Regions from separate parts of the Homo sapiens genome. Here all the other regions are linked to region 1. Evidence: chromatin contacts called from ENCODE Hi-C or POLR2A ChIA-PET data. All regions are on one chromosome and are shown on one strand. The core of a region is the stretch at or near the end of the contact, and the rest is flanking DNA. Distances in the headings are between cores, read along the strand shown. Region 1 has its middle 190 kb from the start of LINC00242. Region 2 overlaps LOC107986674 (a long non-coding RNA gene). Region 3 has its middle 220 kb from the start of LINC01624.

What was found. Hi-C counts contacts between places; a loop is a spot of excess contacts on that map. ChIA-PET counts read pairs that join two places held with the same protein, here RNA polymerase II (POLR2A). Pooled maps may share reads with other maps.
Region 2: a loop to region 1 is called in a map of naive thymus-derived CD4-positive, alpha-beta T cell, with 4 times the contacts of the local background. The contact joins two enhancer-like sites. A Hi-C loop is called at or near these places in 3 of 168 maps with a recorded cell type or tissue (CD4-positive, alpha-beta T cell, aorta and naive thymus-derived CD4-positive, alpha-beta T cell) and 6 of 50 pooled maps. POLR2A ChIA-PET finds 5 or more read pairs at or near these places in 3 of 52 experiments (CD4-positive, alpha-beta T cell, OCI-LY7 and naive thymus-derived CD4-positive, alpha-beta T cell).
Region 3: a loop to region 1 is called in a map of CD14-positive monocyte, with 7 times the contacts of the local background. The contact joins two enhancer-like sites. A Hi-C loop is called at or near these places in 4 of 168 maps with a recorded cell type or tissue (CD14-positive monocyte, breast epithelium and ovary) and 1 of 50 pooled maps. POLR2A ChIA-PET finds 5 or more read pairs at or near these places in 2 of 52 experiments (T-cell and activated CD4-positive, alpha-beta T cell).

Annotation. Positions count from the first base shown.
Region 1 is chr6:169,988,469-169,993,097 of GRCh38, reverse strand. No RefSeq gene overlaps it. Among named protein-coding and RNA genes, the nearest start is that of LINC00242, 190 kb to the right of the region's middle. Within about 2 kb of position 2,782, at least 4 of the 41 ENCODE cell types and tissues checked have a DNase peak (open chromatin) inside an H3K27ac peak, as active enhancers do; they include CD14-positive monocyte, where a contact is called at or near this core.
Region 2 is chr6:169,952,608-169,957,547 of GRCh38, reverse strand. It overlaps LOC107986674 (a long non-coding RNA gene), which reads right to left. Exons shown (of 5, transcript XR_001744483.2): 5 at 2,276-4,940. Among named protein-coding and RNA genes, the nearest start is that of LINC00242, 160 kb to the right of the region's middle. Within about 2 kb of position 1,692, at least 2 of the 41 ENCODE cell types and tissues checked have a DNase peak (open chromatin) inside an H3K27ac peak, as active enhancers do.
Region 3 is chr6:170,047,241-170,052,195 of GRCh38, reverse strand. No RefSeq gene overlaps it. Among named protein-coding and RNA genes, the nearest start is that of LINC01624, 220 kb to the left of the region's middle. Within about 2 kb of position 3,397, at least 20 of the 41 ENCODE cell types and tissues checked have a DNase peak (open chromatin) inside an H3K27ac peak, as active enhancers do; they include CD14-positive monocyte, where a contact is called at or near this core.

The DNA of each region.
Region 1 (4,629 bases), core at 1,533-4,032:
GCAACCCTGACCTCTGACCTCAGGCATGTGACAGGTTGTCTAGGACTGCGCCCTGGCAACGGGGCTGCAGACAAGACTGGCAGGGATGGCCTAGAGGCAGGGCGGCCTCAGACCAGCCCCACTCTCTGCAGCTCAGAAGGAGCAGAGGCCTCTCCCACACCACCCGGCACACCCGGAACCCCTGGGGCAGAGGGCCCACCTGCTTGGCCCATGGCCCGCCTGGCCGGGTGCTGGAGGGAGCCGCTGTCCTTCACCTTGGCCTCTGCATCTCTTCCACAGGGAGAGGCCATCAGGATAGCAAATCACCAGAGGGAAAGTAGGTCATTTCTGCTTCCTCACCCTGGCTGGGGCCTGGCAGAGAAAACACCCTGAGCGGCCTCTGTAGAGGGGGGCCTGTCCCGCGGCTCTGCCGGCCATGCCTGTGGGGCTGCCCCCGAGATCTGGGACAGGCACCTCAGTCTGGGACAGGAAGCCACCCGCCCGCTGCAGGCACCGCAGAAGGCTTTCCTCGTACTTCCTGTCCTGGACGGGCTGCGGGGAGGAGGCTAAGGGTGTACGTCTCACTGGGAAGCTCAACTCTATGCCCTTTGTATCTGAGGATGTCTTTACTTAGGGTGATAAATTATGCATTCAGCATTCTGCGTGAATTCACAGAGCTCATTCCCCCATCCTTCCTGCATTTCCCAGATCCCTGGTGACTTGGGCCTGATCAGTGTTCTGAGAGGCGTGTGGGGCACAGAGGAAGGGTGGGGTGGTACCTCAGAAACCTGCAGAAACTGGAACACTGGATTAGCCTGGGTTCTCCAGAGAAACAGAACGAAGTGGACATATACATAGACAATAAGGAGCTGGTTCACTGAGTCATGGAGGCAAAGTCCAAGATATGCCAGTGGCAACCCAGAGAGCTGCCGGCGTCAGTTCTCATCCCAGTTCTGTCTCTCAACCCTTTTGTCGTATTCAGGTCATCAACTGTTCAGACGAGGCCCACCACACCTTCCTCACGCTCAGGTTCAAACATCAGTCTCCCCCAGCAACACCCTCACAGACACACCAAGGCCCACACCTTTCTCATGCTCAGGTTCAAATGTCAGTCTCCCGCAACAACACCCTCACAGACACACTGGAATAATGCTTGACCAAGTATCTGGGCACCTCTTGGCCCGGTCAAGTTGACACAAAAATTTCACCCCCCTAAACACCACAGCAAGGAGTATGGGCTTTCCCTGGATCCTTCTTTCCTCACACTTGGAGAATCAGCTCATTGAGCTCCATAGAAAACTCTATTGGGACTTTGATTTGAATTGGGCTGAGTCTATAGATTCAAACTGGCTAAAATTGTCATTTCCTATCTATGAACATGATATATCTCTCCATTAATTTACACCATATAGGTGAGTATCTTTTACTCCTTGAAATAGGAAAGCTTATCTTAAAGAAAGCTAAATATAGAATGTTGGTAATTTGACCATATTTAAATTATAAACTTTTCTTCATCAAAAAACATCTTAAAAATTTCAGACTGGGAGATTTTGGAATACACGCAACTAAAAATGATAGATACCAAAGATCTTTTTTACAGACCTCTTCTGCAACGGAGTCCTTTCTTCTTGCTGCTGCAACAAATTTCCATGAATTTAGTGGCTTTAAAGAACACAAATTTATTTCCTTCCAGTTCTCAAGGTCAGAAATCCCGCCCAAGTCTTTGTGAGCGAAAATCCAGAAGTGGGCAGGGCTGGTTCCTTCTGGAGGCTCCTGGGAGAAACCCTCTCTGTGCTCTACCCCAGCCTCTGTCTGGTCTGTGCCTGGCCTTCTGGCCAGCCCGACCCTCCACCTCCCTCTTTTCCTTTTTATGGATGCCCGTGAGGACATCAGGCCCCCTGAATCATGTGGCAACACCTCCCTGCTCAGTGTCCTCGATTTAATGGCATTTGCACGGCCCCTCTTGCCACACAGGTGACACATTTCAGGTTCTGAGAATGGGCGTGGGCACCTTGTGGGCCGCTGTCCTGCAGACCTCACACCCACGAGGACCCTGAACAGCCCTGCAGGGTGATTGCAGAGGACACAGAAGGTGTTTCACAAATGAACTGGGCACCCACATGCGCTGCTCAGCCTGAGGCCCCATCCGACACCCATGGGACCTGCAGGAACAGAAAGTCTGGGTGTCCTGGTGTCAGGAGGGATGTGGGGCCATTTGCCTCCAAACCTTGAGGTCCGCGGTAGACTGGGCAGCCGCACTGGAAAGGACTTGGCACTCCTGCCTGGAGGGGGGCCAACCCTCACCCCTAACCCTGCGACTGCACCCGAAATCCCAGGGAAAGCGGGCAGGGCTACGTGGGCTGTGGAGGAGGCTCTGAGGCGGCTCTGAGTGGAGAGGGCCGCGCAGACTCAGGCACGATCCCCAGGCAGGGCCAATGCCTGGGTGGACCAGGAGTCATAGATGGGTGGACTTCAGGGGCTCAGCCTCCGTCCAGAGTAGCAAGTCCCAGGAGATTGCAGGCAACTGCCATCTCACACAATGGCAAATGGCTATAAAGAGAGTTAAATAGAATGTGAGAGCTAAAACCATATAAAAGGGAAAGTGAGGAAATAAAAGAGGCCAACATCTTGGCGGCGCTGCAGCTCCTGAGGTCGCCCGGTGCTTCCCGTGCCCTCGGAGCGCCTCCCACTGTGTGGGCTGAGATCGTCAGAGGTGCAGTTGTATGATGAAGAAAACACTCAGTGAGAATGCCGCTGTTACCCAGTGGCACTCTCAGTCGATGTGAGCAGAAAGCACACTGGTCCACAGACCTCTCTGGCGTTAACAAGAGGTCACTACACTCGGCTCCACTTCAAGTCACTGCCACAATCCACATAAACGGGAAGCTCCAAGGGGTAACCAGCGTGCAAGACGGGAGCCCATCACGTGAAGGGGCCTCATCCTTTATTTCCTGTAAAGCACACTCAGAAACCGACAATGCAAATCATCTTCCTGACAGGCCACACATGACATACAGACACGTGTTTATATTTTAAGGTAAGAAATGATCATTTTTACTTTATTCTAATAAGAGCTTCAGTTTTCCTTTAAATCATGCAGATAGCAAACTATTCAAAGCAGAGGGTGATAGGGGATTTCCGCTCCATCCAATCGTCCGTTTACTTCGATCTGGTTGACTGTGGGGTCTCATACTTGTGTGTGTTGTGTGTGTATGTGTGTGCATGTGAGTTTTATTGTGTGTACCTGTGTGTATGCATGTGTGTTGTGTATGCCCGTGTGTAATGTATATGCATATGCGTGTGTGCTCATGAGTGTTGTGTGTTGTGTACGTGTGTACATATGAGTGTGTTGTGTGTGCCTGTGTGTAATGTATATGCATATGTGTGTTTGCATTCTTGTGTGTGTTGTATGTGTGTAATGTATATGCACGTATGTGCTTGTGTGTGTCATGTGTGTGTGTATGTGTGTGTATGAGTTTTATTGTGTGTGCCTGTGTGTACTGTATAGGCATATGTGTGTATGTGAGGCTTGTGAGTGTGTATTATTGGAACACATGCATGTGTGTGAACATACAGGGGTGCATTTTGTGGACCGGGGACCACTGCGTGCAGAGCATTTCTGGGTGCTGAGGCATAGCACCAGAGGTCAGGGCCTGAGACCAGACACCCACAGAGGGGCCGACGGGCTGGCTGGCCTGAGCAGGTGCCAGGGGCCTGGTTTGGGGCTGGCCTGTTGGAGGTTAGAACCCAGCAGTAGCAGCTGAGGAAAGGGCGGGGAGACATCGGCTATTTGTGGCACTTCGCGTGGGGAGACAGAGTGCAGCCTGCTGGCCCTCGACACCATGAGAAAGGAACCACTCCGCACCTGCAGGTCCTGTGGAGGCTGCAGAGGTCCACGGGGCAGGTCCTTCTCTCAATTCATGTGTAATTTAAATGTGCCGCAGACACACACAAGGGTGGCCACAGGTCTGTGCGGATCAGAGAGGATGGGCTGCAGCACCAGCTGAGGACACGGCCAGGCCAGGAGGGCCGCGCACAGCCTGCCAGATCCAGGAACCTCTGGGTTAGCATCTCCAGACCAGCCTGGTGCTGGCTCCTTTGCTGACATGCACGTCCCAGCCCCACAGGGCTCATCCCGCCCAGCCAGGAGGTGGCCCGATGTGAACCCAAGAGTGTGATGGTGCCCGGCTGAGGGGGCCGTGGGAGGGGGAGGCCACTGGGTTGTGGGGAGGCTGAGCCTGGGGGAGCAGGACGGAGGCTGGCACCGGGTCGATCTTCAGGTGAGGAAGCCCTGGTCACAGGTCCAGTGCAAATCGGGGACCAGGGAGGCTGAGGCCATGAAGGAGGTGCCCGGTGTGCACATGGGAATGAATGAGGGAAGCTGTGCCAGGCATCGGTGCCAGTCAAACACTTGTTTTTCAGTGTAAATGTTCACAGAATTATGACGATGTGGTCTTGGAAGAGCAGGTCCCCCCGGACCCACCCTGTCGCTGGACATCACGGCCACTGTCCCCTCGGACCCACCCTGTCGCTGGACATGGCGGCCACTGTCCCTCCGGACCCATCCTGTCGCTGGACATGGCAGCCGCTGTCCCCTCGGACCCACCCTGTCGCTGGACATGGCGGCCACTGTCCCTCCGGACCCACCCT
Region 2 (4,940 bases), core at 443-2,942, 34 kb after region 1:
AGGCTGCCCTTCGCTTTCTCCCAAAGGTGCCACCTGCCCAGGCCTGCTTCTCCCGTGAGACATCAGGACCCGCGATGGCTCAGCGACTACTGTGAGAAGCAGCAGAGCCCAGAGGCGAACCAGCAGCCACAAACCCAGGTCCCATGGCCCTCAGATGCAGACCCCAGCCCCCAACCATAACCCTCTCAGATGCAGGGTCTAGCCCCCCACCACAACCCTCTCAGATACAGGGCCCAGCCCCCCACCACACCCCCTCAGATGCAGGGCTGCAGCCCCCCACCACACCCCCTCAAATGCAGGGCCCAGCCACCCACCACACCCCCTCAGATGCAGGGCCCAGTCCCCCACCAGAACCCTCTCAGATGCAGGCCCCAGCCCCCCACCACACCCCCTCAGATGCAGGGCCCAGCCCCCCACCACACCCCCTCAGATGCAGGGCCCAGCCCCCCACCACACCCCCTCAGATGCAGGCCCCAGCCCCCCACCAGAACCCCCTCAGATGCAGGCCCCAGCCCCCCACCACACGCCCTCAGATGCAGGCCCCAGCCCCCCACCACACCCCCTCAGATGCAAGGTCCCATAACTCCCTAGACACGGGCCCCAGCCCCCTATTCCCCCCCAGACATGGGGACCCCAGCCCCAGAAGGTGCCTGTTCAAAGGGAGCTCCGGGGTCCCGCTGGGCACCTGGGTGTGCTCCTGGACGCTGCCTCTGGGCACCACAGGGAAGGTGTTGAGGATGGACAATGCATGGGGCCAGTGGTCCAAGAGGAAGGACCCGTCCACTGGGGCCCAGGGCAGGTGCCAGGCTCAAGCGCAGAAGGCCTCTGATCCCAAGGAGGCAGCGCCGGCACTTTTGGAAATGGAGCAACATTTGGAATGCTTTAGGACTTTCTGTCCAGTAGGATTTGAGAGCAACTTTTAGTAGAATGAAAAAGAAGAGAGTGTTGTGAGGCGCTGCCTTGTAGCTTCCCGGCCGTCTGCCTGTTGAGTCTGTGTTCTCGAGTTCAGGATGAGATTTTCTCAAAGGCGGCACATGCAGCTGTAGCTACTTAGCGTCCTGATTTCAGACGAAGAAAATGCAGGGACGACTGAAAACACAAAACGGATACCACATTTGAATTCGGTGGCATGACCTGCAAAAGCGGACCCCAGCGTCCCCTCCTGCCGGAAGCAACTGAACACAGGTGAAGTGGGCGTGGCTCAGCAAGGCCTGGCTGGTAGGGTCGGCTGAGGCCGGAGGTCAGCAGCCCTGTTGGTTGCTGGCTGGGTATGGGTGCCTTGAGGAGGTTGCCATTAGCTCTGGGTGATGCTGGTGGGGCTTCAGAGACCCTGGTCCGCTGCTGAGTGAGGTCCGGACCCTCAGGACAGCCAAATTTGTTTCCATCCTGCATCAACACTTGCCACCCAAAACTCTGCTCTTGTGTCCTCAGCCCCAGCCCACCCAATCCTGAGGGCTGAGGTGGCCCTCCCCTCCACGCCCCCTCACCTGAAAGCCTCCTTGGGGCCTTGGCAGCAGCAGCCAGCTCTGTGGGAGGGAAAAGGAGGCTTGTCCAAGTGAAAGCCAAACACACAGCCACCCCCCCTTCACCCAAGTTCCCTGTGAATTTGCGTCTTTCTGCAAAACTCTACCCAAATCGTGTATGTGGAGCAAGACTACTGCCGGCCCCTCCCTCCCTCACCCTGGAGGCTGCAGTTCACGTTAGCACAGTGAACACTCTTCCGTGATTGCACTAAAGAAACTTGCTTGTCGTTTTTAACCCAGCACTTCCCAAACTTACTCGCATGGAGCTCTTTTCTTGCAAAACGCGTATTAACATTTGGTGGAACACTTGTACTCCTGAAAGCACAGCAGCGGCAATTCTCGTCTATAAATGGTTTTGAATTTAACAAATGCCATTCAACGAGGTTTTTCTTAACAGATTTATTGAGATATACTTTAAATGCATACAATTCTGTGTTTTTAACATACGAAAAGAAATCAAGCTGTTATTAGCAGTTACTTCCTGCTTCCTCTTCTCTCCTCCCCTGGCAACCCTAATCCACTTTTATTTCTACAGGTTTTCACTTTCTGTACATTTCACATAAACAGAACAATGCAACATTGGTCTTTTGTGGCTCTTTCACTTAATTTTTTCAGGTTCATGCATGTAGCATGTGTTTGTAATTCATTCTTTCTTTTCCTTTTTTAAATAATTCATAGATTCACACATCATTTCTTTGTAATGGCTGAATAATATTCCATTGCGTGTGTTTGTGTGTGCATTTGTGTTTTTGTATTTTTGTGTGTTTTATGTGTTTGTGTCTTTGTATTTTTATGTGTTTTTTTTGTTTTTTGTTTGTGTGTGTGTATGTATGTTTGTATGTTTGTGTTTGTATGTTTGTGTGTATGTGTTTGTGTGTGTGTGTTTGTGTTTTTGTATTTTTGTGTATGTTGGGTGTGTTTGTGTTTGTGTGTGTGTGTGTCCCACCTTATGTCCTTTCATCAGTTGATGGGCATTTGGGTAGTTTCCATTTTGGGCTATTTTGAATAGTTCCCTATGACATTCTTTGTTTTAGTATGTGCTCTTCTTAGACACAGAGCCAATAGGATGCATGTACAGAGAGAAAGATAAGAAGGGGATTTTTTAGCGGAATTAGCTCATGCAATTTTGGAGGCTGAGAAGTCCCATGACAGGTCATCTGCAAGCTGGAGAACCAGGGAAGCTGGTAGAGTGGTTCAGTCCAAGTCTGAAGTCTTCAGAATCAAGAAAGCTGATGGTGTAACTCTCAATCTGACACCAAAGGCTCAAGAGCCCAGGGGGTCACTGTGTTAAGTCCCAGAGTCCAAAGGTCAGAGAACCAGGGGTTCTGACATCCAGGGCAAGAGAAGAAGGGGTCCCAGCTCCCCAAGAGAAAACAAGAATTCAGTCTTCCTCTACCTTTGTTCCATCCAGGCCTTTAGCCCAGATCATTGAGGGCAGATCAATGCAGGTGGACCTTCCCCACTCAGTCCAACAACTCACACCTCAGTCTCCCCCAGAAACACCCTCACAGACATACCTTGGACAGATCAATCATTCTAATCAAATGCCAATCTTCCTAGGTTTCTCTTTTGGCAGAAGAGGGATGGGCTCAGTGCCTCCTGGAGTACTGAGGATGATCAATGGCCTCCCAGCTACCTGGGCATCTCTTGATCCAGTCAGGTTGACACTTATAATCAACCATCACAAGTCCACCCCTTGTCAACTTGGCACCCACATGCATCTCCTTAAACCATATTTAATCTCTTAAAAAGATAATGACAAGGTCATAGTTCCACCTAGCATGATACAATTCGTACAATAAAAACACACTAATTCCTTCCCCAGAGGAGGAAGTGAAGTCCTTGAGTGACATTTACTCCTCTCCTGTAACTTAAACACTATGGTGTAAAATTAACAATACTTAAATACTGATGCAAACTCAATACATCTCATATGATAAAGGAGTAAGATAGAAAAGAAGAAAAATTTGCCTAATATATGTATATTTACATGCAAACATATTCGTAGCAACACAGGGAGAAAACACTCATGGCAGTGGCAGCCTTTGATTCTGTAACTGGTCCCGTGGGTGTAGCTGGTGCTCCTAATGACCTTCTACCACCTGCTGTGTTCTGTTTGCCTGCAGCAAGACCTCAGCTGGTTGCCGTGCTGTACCTGGCAGGGTGACCCAAACCTTCATACCTGAAAGGCCTGGGACATTCATAGCCTGCCTGGATTGGGTTGTGGTCATTTCCCATTGACCAGAATCACAGGCATGGTAACACCAAGAGATGCCCTAGAGGATCTCCTATTTCTCCCTTGTGAAGGAGTAGGCCAATTTCTTCTTGGTATCAGGTCAGACAGCCAACACTTTGACTCCCTTCTTAGCATGACTCTGAGGCATGAGAAGCCCAAAGTGGTCAGATAGCATCTTAACTTCCAGTTCAGTTGAATTATTGTTGTATCTCCTGGTGGTAGCATTTCTCCCTATGGAAGGAAGACCTCTAGGCCAGCAGAGCATAAAGTTGGAAATAGGAAGTAATAACTCCTCTAGCAGGTCACTAGGGGTGATGGATGGTGAGTGGTGGTCAGAAGCAGTGCTGTATGGAGTATCATGAAAGGCCAGAGAACCTGGAGTTCTGACATCCAAGGGCAGAAGAGAGAGCAAGAATTCGCCCTTCCTGGCTCAGTGCCTACCAAATCATTGAAAATAATTCTTTGCCAACCATCTGGGTATTCCTAATCCATTAAAGTTGACACCCAAATCATCTCATTCCTGTACATGTTTTTGTGTGGAAATATGTTTTCATTTCTCTTAGATGTTCACTTAGGATTGCTGGGTCAAGTGATAACTATGTGTTTAACGTCCAAAGAACTGCCAGATATTTTCCAAAGTGGCTGCACCGGTTTACATTTCCATCAGCAAGGAGGGCTCCAATTTCCCAACATCCTTGCCAAGACTTGTTATTGTCTGTCTTTTTAAATACAGCCATTCTGATGTGTGTGAGGTGGTATCTCATTGTGGCTTTGATGTACATTTCCCTAATGACTAATGATGCGGAGTATCTTTTCATGTACTTATTGTCCACTTCCATATCTTCTTTGGAGAAAATGCCACTCAAATCCTTTGCCCATTTTGTAATTGGGGATTTTGTTTTTCTTATTGAATTGTAAGAGTTCTTAATATATTCTAGATACATGTCTCTCATCAGATCTATGATTTGCAAATATTTTCTCCCATTGCGTATGTTGTCTTTTTACTTCTTTGATGTCATCTATTGAAGCAAAAAAGTTTTTCATTTTGGTGAAATCCAATTTACCTATATTTTTTCTTTTGGTGTTTAAGAATGCATTGCCTAATCTAAGGTCTTGAATAGTTATTGCTATGTTTCCCTCAAGGGCTTTATGGTTTTAGCTGTCACATTAGAATGTTAATT
Region 3 (4,955 bases), core at 2,148-4,647, 58 kb before region 1:
ACTATTTTACCCACATTCTTGATGAAACATCGTCTGTTTAAACATTCCCTCTTCTAGCCATGATGGGGTGATGAGGACTGGCTTTGCGCCCCTGCTTTAAACAACTCAGGACCGGAATCCACGCGGCTTCTGGGCAGCAGGCAGCACAGGGCAGGGGCCCTCAGGGAGGTTCCAGCCAGGAGGGGACAAGCTGTTGACTTCCCGCCCGGAGGTCACAGTGCAGGAAGGGGTTCGACCCATTTGGGGGACAGAGGTCACAGTTCGGAGAGGACAGAGGCTAAATTTTCATTGTCAAGAATGGCGAGCTCCAAGGGCGGGTCCAGGGGTCCGAGGTGGGTCCCCAGGCTGGGTGCAAACTGAGGAAATAGCTCAGGGTTGAGGAAGAAGCTCCAGGGGTCAGCAGAGCCAGTGGGGACCCAGGCAGGGCTGGAATGGTCAGTGCTCCCGTCAACCCAGTGAAAGGGCCTCACGGTGCCCAAGGCCAAGCAGAAGCCTCAGTGGGCGCCCCCCACCCTGACACATCGGGCCCCATCTGGAGACTCGATCGTGACAGTGGACATGCTGTTGGCATCTGGTGGGCAGAGGCCAGGGATGCGTGGAACACATGCTGTGCTCAAGACCCCCTGAAATGAAGGGTTATCCAGCCCAGAGCGTCCACTGTGCCAACGCGGAGAAACCCCGGCCTGCATCAGCGCAGGCTTGGCCTACAGAGTGATGGTCTCTCGCTGCTAATTCTTGGTGACACCCTCTGTGGCTGTAGCACTGCCCTCTGAGCTCCTAGTACCTGCTCCTGTCTCCCTGGAGGGTCCGTGTGTTGCTCTGGGAGCGTGGCCACAGTCGCACCATCCATGCAGTTCAGCTGCGCCTCTGCTGTGTGTTCCTGTGTTGGGCCTGAATTTGAAGTTTGGAGGCAGTGTCTTCTGCTGACCATGTTCCTGGGAGAAGGCCTCTGGTCCCGCCTGGGGGTCACTGCCTCCTGTGATGGTTGAGATGCAACTTGAGGCTGTGATTGGTGGCTCTTAAGGAATTCTCAAGGGCAGTTTTGACTCTATGAGATTATTACCTGCGATTATTTTATACCTAACCCCCTAGTAAACATGGATTCTGAAGGAGTCGAGCATTTATTCGGTACCAGGTTACAGCTGGATGCCTTGATGGGTGCTTGCAGGGTGTGTGGGAAACGGACATGAGGTCTGCTCCCTCCCGGACATAGACTCCAGCAGGGCCCCATGGGCCACCCTGTGCTAAAGCAGAAATTATGCCTCAGGAAGGAGAGACTTGAGGAGGGGCGGCGAGGCAGTGCCGGGGCAGGCGGTCATGGGCAGGTGTGTTCAGCAGCCTGGAGGGTGCAGGCAGGAGGGATGGGTTTTCTGGAGGAAACGAGGCCTCGGGACTCATCCTCTGCTTTGCTGAGCCTCTCCCTCATGCATCAGATCTAATGCCAGGGCCTGGCTTCCTCAGCCCTTGAGTTTCTGCGATGGCTTCTCAGAACCAAATGTGGCCATTTGTGCCATACACATGCGTGTGCCTCCAGCTCCATCTGTGACGGCCGCGGCGAAGAGGGGAGCTGTTTGACGACCTTTCTGCCATTTTCATGAGAGTCCTGCTTGCAGGACCAAAACACACAGGAAATGTGACCCGACATGCTTGGGAACACATTGGCCTCATCTGGAGGAACTGGCTGGAGCGGAGGGACAGCATCTGCTTGGAAAGGCTGGGCTTCACAGATGTCCAACAAAAACTGGGGGACGGCGGGACCCTTACAGCCCAAAGAACCCTGAGGAGCAGCCCCCTTTCGCACGTGGAGGGGCCGGGGGCTTGCAGAGTGTGACGCGTGGTGTTGGTGAGGAGGCACGTGCTGTGCAGCCGTGGCCCAGGGCAGGGCGAGGCTGACGCGGGAACCAGGGAGACTGGGATTGGTGATGTCTCTGCAGCTGGATCGTCGAGGACCCGGCTATTGCTCTGTGTTAAGCGGCCTCCTGGGGGCACGGCTGCGTGTTTTAGCTTAAGTGCACAAGGGTTCACTGGACAGCTCAGTAGGCTGGGCTCTGCGGGGACGTGGCCACCATGTTCACCGTGGGAGGTCCTGCTCCTCACCCGACGGATGCCTCTGGCACCAAACCCTCCCACCAGCCAGGCCTGCCGCGCAAAGCCTCCCAGGCAGGAGCTGAGTTAGGTTTTCAGCCAGGGCCCAGAGGCCCTGAAAAGCCCGGGCAGTTACGAAACAGCATTTACGTAAAGGATTGATTCAATTACACAGGGCAGGAAGCATCAGCCAAGTGGGTGAAACCCAAAATTCCACCCCGTCGAGAGGCTCCCTGAGCCTGGGCTGACCAAGAGCCACGAGCTCAGATGGAGCAGGTTCTGTGTCCAAATGTGGAGCCCAGCCAAGCTCCTGCACGCCTGAGGCTTTCCAGATGGGCAAGCACAGTCACAGTGCCGTGGTCTTGAGCAGCTGCAGGAGATCCGAGTGGCTTCCCCTCAGGATCCAGAGCCGCCCTCCCCAGCCTTCCTGATGCAGGGAAGAGAAGGCAAGGAGCTTCTGGGAACTCGCCTGACCCGGGTGCTCTGCTCGGACATCCAGGAAAATGCAACGTGGAACTGCTGGTTCCCGGGCACCCTAGCATCCACAGAGGACCCCGTAGAACTGGATGCCACCTGCCGACAGAACACGCTCTCATCCAGCAAACACCGAGCCCCACTGACGGGAAAGAATGAGTCAAAAGAAAGAAAGAAAGAAAGAAACACAAAACCACTGAGGGAATTCCTGGGAAGCAGAGCCAGACCAAGCCTGTCTATGGGGGTCCCCGGAAGGTCACCACCTCTCTGGTGATGACGAGGAGTGAGGATAAGCGCGACCCCATTGCCCACCTCAACCTGCATCTGGGTCTAGAAATCAAGGAGGAGGAACATGGTGTGGAGGGAGGCGCTGCTGCTGTTGAAGAGTTTTCAGTTTGGTGGGGATGAAATTGCATTCTGAGAACGAGGCCATGGACGGATTCCGCGTTCATTTTATGGAGAAATAAGCCAGTTAAAATCACTGTGATAGGTGTCATTTGTTAAGCACTTTAGAGGTACTAGATACTGGGTTAATCTCTTTACACACATCACCCTCTTCCAGCTTGCGATGACTCAATAAAGTAGGTGGTTTTATTGTCCCCATTTCACAGAGAAGAAAACGGAGACTCACAGATGTACAGGAACCTGTTTGAGCAACTCGGCCACTCTGATGCCCAAATCTCAGGAGCTCCGGGCCAGGCCACCTAGCTTGGGACTGCAGGCTTCCAGTCATCCCCAGTGCTCAGGGGACCCTCCACCCTGAGCTGAGCCTGGCCAGATGTGGGATTCCCGAAGATGTAAACAGCCTCTTCCTGGTGGTCACGCAGTCGGCCGCAGCCCTGGTTGAGTCACACGGGCAGAGCTGGAACATCACAGTCTCTTCCTCTTTTTGGAAGGAGGAGGGAGGCTGTGGCAGTGTCTCAGGGCCTGCTCTGCTCCTTCCCAAGTGTGAGCACAGAGAGCCCACACTGGCCCCCAGGACCTGCCCCCACCGTGCTCCCCGAGGACACCGAAGGTCCACCACCGGGACCAGTCCCCAGAGTCTTTGGTTGTAATTCGTCTTTATCACCTTAAGGGGCCTCAGTGGGGCTACTGCAATCCGTGGGTACTCATGGCCAATGTGCGGCCCCCATCTCCACTTCTGTGATGCAGCTCTTCTGGGAGCACAAGCTCCCTGAGCTTCCTCCTCACCCTAGGCTCTTTCTAGAAGCCCTGGCAGAGCCCTGGTATTAAATGTACACCTGTAAGAGAAAGACCAGAAGCCCGAGCTCTGTCTTAAACCTTTGCTCAGCTTTACAGCCCAGCCAAACTCAGACTGTTAATGAAGAAATCAGGTCAAAATTTTAATTGCATAAACTTACTGCCTTACGGGTCACATTGCTGGCAGTTTCTTTGGGAAAGGATTGAAATCATGCCTGTCCTTGGGCAGGACACGCAGAGCCTGTTCTCAAAGATGGCCGGAATGTTAGAGCGGAAAGGACAGTTCTTATCTACTGTCTTAGTCTGTTCCTGCTGCTATAACAAAATATCTGAGCCTGGGTAATTTATAAAGAACCAGAAGCTATTTCCTAGTGTTCTGGAGATGGGGAAGTCCAAGGTGGCGGCACTGGTGTCTGGTGAGGGCCTTCTTGCTAGGTGCTCAGTTACACGCTCCCTTCAACCTCCAGTCCTTCTGTGAGGGCACTGATCCCAGTCATGAGGGTGGGGCCTCCCAAAGCCACACCTTTTAATATTGTTGCTTTGGAGATTAAGTTTCAACCTGAATTTCAGAAGGGCCGTCATCATTCAAATCACAGCAGCTACCAAACTGGCAAAGCTTTTCCTTTAGGAAAAATATTCCCATGGTTAGCAAAGACGTGGGCGGGCCTCTCCATCTGCTTCGGCTGGGATTGGAGCCCCCCTCTCTAGGATGTAATTTGTCAACACATTTTCCAAATTCTTAAAGTGTGCAAGTTTTTGCCCAGTGGAGTCACCGTAGAGTGAGGAGTTGGGGAGGGTGTAAGGAAATAATGAGGTACACAAAAATTTGGCTATGAGCTGTTCATTAAGAGGGAAAAATTGAAACAACAAAGGGAAAGATCTAAATAAATTATGGCACATTGATATGATAATATGGGGTCGTGAAAATGCTGAGTCCCCTGCATCAGGCTGGTGTGGTTCAGGAGCCAGCCCTCCATCAACTCTGTTGGCCTTAGGAGAGCTGGTAACCCCTCTGTGCCGCAGGCCCTCATTGGCCAAGTGGGGACAGAAATCACACCACCTCACAGGACAGTCAGTAAATACCCAGCCCTCACCCCATGCCCCACATGCACTGTGTGCTATTATTATCATGAACTGTCAATAAAAAGCAGCCCCTGAGGCTCGCATGTACTTCTGTGTTATAAAGACCACACACT